Linked DNA regions of Mus musculus: region 2 is linked to region 1. The links are chromatin loops, found by intact Hi-C in ENCODE. Cell type or tissue: heart. All regions are shown on one strand.

Region 1 (2,500 bases):
GTGTGTAAGAAAGTTTGTCTATCTGTGCACATGTATACATACAGATAAGTGTGCATTGTGTATGGAGAACAGAGGTGAACACTGGCTATCTTCCTCTTTTTCCCCACCTTAGTTTTTGAGGCAGGGTTTCTCAGTGATCCTAGCACTCAAATTCAGCTAGAATACCTGTCATTAAGCTACAGGACCCACCTTTAACAGCTTCCCCAATGATGGAGTCTCAATTGTACACCCAGCTTATTTACTGTTGGATCTCAGGGTCTAAATTCAGATTCTCGTGCTTGCCAGTTGCCACTATTCCAACAGAAGCGTCTCTTTAGTCCCTTAGGGTGTCTGACTCCATTCTCTAAGACTTGGGAGAATGGGTCCAGCTTGAGTGCCTTGTGTCATATGCTCAGATCTGAGAATCTGGATGGAGCACCTCCCTAACGTGCCACTCAGTGGCAGGAAGAAGTCATTCTCCATCTCCCACCTTGGATACTTGGGTTAGATTGAGAGAAGATCCTGGGCAGAACACACTGAAAAAGGATTGTGACAATTCAGACTCATTTCCCAACAGAAAGAGCTGATAAGTTACTCACATACATTAACAAAAGCCCAGTGGCTTTTGTGGAACACAAACACACACACACAAGCACACACACGCATACATACCATGTGTGTATGTGTGTATGTATACTTACATATATATACATATACATGCTATTTGTTTGTAATCTATATATGATTCAGCCTCAAGAAAATAAAATATTTTAACTTGTTGAGTCTGTAACTTTGTTCTGCTGGGGAGAAGGTGGTAGACAATGAACACTTCACCTCTTGAATTCCTTTTTTCTGGCTTTATATCTGGGCTCTTTAAAGTTCTTCTGGCTCTCTCTACTTGCATATTGCTCTTGCTCAACTTCTGGCCCTTGTTTCCTTTCTCTGGGTCAGACTGGATTCACCGGGCCCCTTCCATTAACCTCAGGTTCATCCTCTCATTGTGTCTGTCAGCAGCTGCAGGAGATGCTGATTATGCTGGGAGCCTCTGGAAGAGGAGATGAGACAACGAAGCACGGGATGATAAGGAGACCAACAAGAGAACAATTGCTAAGACCTCAGCGCAAAGCATAGCCAGAGCAGCTGCTGCCGCAAAGCTCTGCAGTTGCTGGCTTTAGACGGGGGAAGGATGAATCAGTTTAGATAACTCAGGAATGGACTTGAACCTTTGCCCAGACCTCTGAATGAACCACCATCAAACCCTCTGCGTTTTCCCAAATTAAGACATTGAGAAAAATATTGAATGTGAGTTTCCCTTTCTTTCCCATCCCTGCTTCCTCGGGGAGTTGCTGGGACCACAAAGCAATTTTTTAATAATAATGGATTAGATTTTCAGTACATATTCCCCTCTGGCCATTTTGATGTGTCAGAAATGCTTTACAAATGTTAAGTGCTGCAATTAATCTCCTGAAAGGGGGTGGGGGGAGAGAGGAGAGGTTTGCCAGCTGGAGATTTTTAGTGATTTCGTTTAGTTAAGATTTTGTTATTATTTTCTGCTTTAGTGTGTTTTCCTGGAAAGCCAGTTAGCCAATCAAATATTTAATTGCCTGTGATTTGCAAAAACCAGGGTGCTTGGTGCTTGAGTGACAGAGTAAGGCAGACACACCAGAGTTCTGTTCTCCAGTCACAGTCATGGGAGGGGAAATGCAAACAGGCTAAGTTAATGTGTGTTCTCACCTTGATTCGTTGACTTAACAGCTAACAGAATACAATGCAGATGTTTACAAAGATTTCTTTTATTTCAAACTATATGTATATGGGTATGTATGTGCTTCACACAGAGACCTGAGGGGTTGGGATCTTGTAAGCAGGTGGTTGTGGGCTGCCAGTCACCGCATACAGAGACCAAACTCAGAGATCTGAGCCACTTTTCTATCACCCACGATAGATAGATAATTGCCTGGTCATTTGGTTGTTGTGTTTGTTGTGTTGAAACTAGTGAGGTTTGCTATTCAGCCCCAACTCTCCTAAAACACACAGCAATCCTCCTGCCTCAGTCTCCCAAATACTGACTATAGGTATGTACCCCTGTCCAGCTGTATTTTGGGATTTTTTTTCATGTCTATATTGCAGTAGACAGGGCTGTGAAGTGAGGCTCTGACTTTGAGTCGGTTGATTATTTCGCTCGTCTATGACCCAGCTCTTCCTTGTCCTCTGAGCAGCATTTTTACCGTTGTGAATTCTGTCATTATAATAGATGTGCATGAACAGAATATTCCTTCAACGCTCTCTGCCCTTTGCTGATAGACCCAGGACAGTGTGTCTGTCTGTCCATCCTGCCCCACCTTCATGGAGCCGATTTGCATTGAATGATATCAGAAAGCATTTGCCAGCGTTCCACCCCAGATGACAGCTCTTGGCTGTGGCTGCTCAGGCCGCTCATTGTCTAGTCCAAATGTGGGATTCAAAGACTCTGTGCTGTCCGTATCAAATGCAGACTATCAACCTTGCAGTCTCTGCTCAC
Region 2 (2,500 bases), 210 kb before region 1:
AAAAAGGCTGCTTTCTGATTTGCTCAGGTTTGTGTTTACCTAGAATGCAGCTCAGGGCTCCCTTACATCAACTAACAACCAAGACAATCCTTCACAATTGTACCTCCAGACCAACCTTTATAAGACCAATTACTCTACTCATTTATTCAGGATTCTCTGTCGCATCAAGATGACAATTAGTACTGACCGGGACAGTGCCAGGGTTGGGTGTTATGCTTTGTGTCTCGGAGAGTAATCAAAATGGCAGCCATCCTTGTTAACAGTTCCTCTTAGTAATGACTTGCATTTTGGCCATTAGTAGGCCCTCCGAGGACCAGAGATATAACAGTGGACATGGGTTGTTTTTGTTTGTTTGTTTGTTTTGTTTTTGCAGTGGTAGTGAGGACGTACAGAACACCCCAGCTGTCTCTGTCTCCCTCTGTCAACTCAGGAACAAGGCTCCAGCCAGGGAATCAGAAACAATTGCTTGGCCAGTCCTTAAACACTTAACCCACAAACTCCAAATTTCACACTGTACCTAGAGCCTGAAATAAAAGTCAGCACTGTAAATTACAACCTGTCACTCTCTGAGATGCTATTCATAGAACTAATTAAATATAAAATATAAAAACTCTCCCTTTGGTCTTTTTAAATTTCCCTCCCTCCATCTGCCCCTGCCTCTCTCTCCCTCCCTCTCTCACTCTCCCTCCCTCTCTCCCTCTCCCTCCCCCTCCCCTTTTCCCTCTCCCCCCCTCTCTCTCCCTCTCTGTCTTTCTCTCCTCCCCTCTCTCCTTCCCTCCCTCCCTTCTTTCCTTCTCTTCTCTCGTTCTAAGGGAATTATCTCCATTTCCTGTGTCCTTTTGGAATTTTAATTTCTTTAGCCATACATAACTGAGTTACAGACTGGCCAGAACTGTATCTACATAAAGACCCTTTTGTAAAAACAATAAAAATAAAAAGAAAGAAAAAAAGGAAAACAGACAGAGAGGAAGAATAGGAAGAAGAAAAGGAGAGAAGAGGGGGGAGTTAGGAGAAAAGGGAATAAAGAACCAAGCTATTGAAATGGCTTGCTTTAAAACCACTAACTCTCCTGTAGTAAGCGACGGCTGCCTTCCATCTTTAGAGGACACTTAATGTATAAATAAGGCTGCCTATTACTTTGGGTTCTGCTTCCTCTAAGACACTGTATTTCCCAGCAAACCTCACATGGTTAAATGGAATAATAATAAACACCACTTTCCTATGGAAATTCAATTTTCTGTCTTTGCTCTGGATCTTTCAAGTCTCTTTTGCATTGAGCAGGCCTTCCCGCGTCTTGCCCTGCCCTATCTGCAATGTTTACATGTGTGCTGTAGCATCTCTTAGTATATTGCGTCTCAACGCAAACATCTGAGATTTGTCTCCCTCTCTTGGAATGTCTAAATAGCAGCTCTGCATATTAGAATCTCAGAGATGTGTCGTGGCAGCTGCAAATAACTTAGCGAGCGATGCCTGAGTAGCCAAGATCACATTTCATCTACGCGCTGGCCAGCAGCGCTTGCTTTCTGGCTATGGTTCAGCCTTCGTCTTGCAGACCAACTTCCTGCAGCATGAGAATGGATATTTTTTTCTGGGCCAAATATTCCAAAGTGGACACCAATTGAGGACTTCTAGTGTTCTGCAGCTCTCCTGCTTTTAGACATATGAGAATCAAAATAAAATGCCAGAGTGCCACTACTCATGCTGAACGTTTAGGCTTTGGACAGAAGAGTCAAGCATCTACTTTGAAGCATGTGGTGCCAGAAGCAAACTGTGGTTAGGGGACTAGTGCTGCCAGGTCGGGTCAATGCATAGTGGCCCCTTTAGAGCTCTCCTCTTGCATGTCTGTTTTATACCTATAGAATGGTCAAAGGAATTAGCTTCCCACATAGGGGAACTTCCCATATTAACTTCCCATATAGCACGGAAGTTAGGGAACCCATGATCGTTCCACACAAGGGAAGCCAGGCTTCCGTTTCTCCCTTTCTTCTTTCTTCAGTCAGCGTACCTTCCCTCTCTAGTTCATCTCTGGAAAATGGAGAGAGGGGATGCTTGTCCACTTCTTTCTCCTTCCCAACACAACCTCCTCCTGACCACTTTGCCCATAGCTCCTGCAACAGGGAAAAACAAATATAATTCTGAATCCCACCTGGTCTACCTATGTTTGCTAGGTGGTCTGGAATGTGGCTTTCTGGAAGTACACTTAGCTGGCTAAAGCAAGGTATCTTCTAACATAACTCAGGTTTGGGCCTTACACGGGGCACGGGCTGTGTATAATCAAAGTTTTAGAGACTTCTCTGAGGAGAGAATGCATGCGTGTCTCTGATTCTCAAAGGGACATCACTGTCCTATTTAATATCAGAAAAAAGTCAAGGGACTATGCCTCGACCTTTTGAGTTGACAAGATAGTCCAGAGAAAAGATAAAAGTGTTTGGCTATAGTACAAATGACTGAGCCAGAAGGAGCTGTACGCAAGGCAGCTGTGCTGGTTTACCCGGTTGAT

The links. Hi-C counts contacts between places; a loop is a spot of excess contacts. Peaks named below come from ENCODE experiments on the same cell type or tissue, not always from the same donor. Only the 100,000 strongest peaks of a DNase experiment are listed, where the experiment ranks them.
Region 2: it touches region 1 in a loop (2.8-fold over the local background); 3 of 42 quality-filtered maps call a loop at or near these places.

The regions. Positions count from the first base shown.
Region 1 is chr1:186,398,844-186,401,343 of GRCm38, forward strand. No RefSeq gene overlaps it. Among named protein-coding and RNA genes, the nearest start is that of Gm35341, 7.7 kb to the right of the region's middle. In heart, no CTCF peak of the experiment used is centred here; a DNase peak (open chromatin) is centred at 1,088; H3K27ac peaks cover 723 bases.
Region 2 is chr1:186,188,157-186,190,656 of GRCm38, forward strand. No RefSeq gene overlaps it. Among named protein-coding and RNA genes, the nearest start is that of Gm35201, 52 kb to the left of the region's middle. In heart, no CTCF peak of the experiment used is centred here; a DNase peak (open chromatin) is centred at 1,515.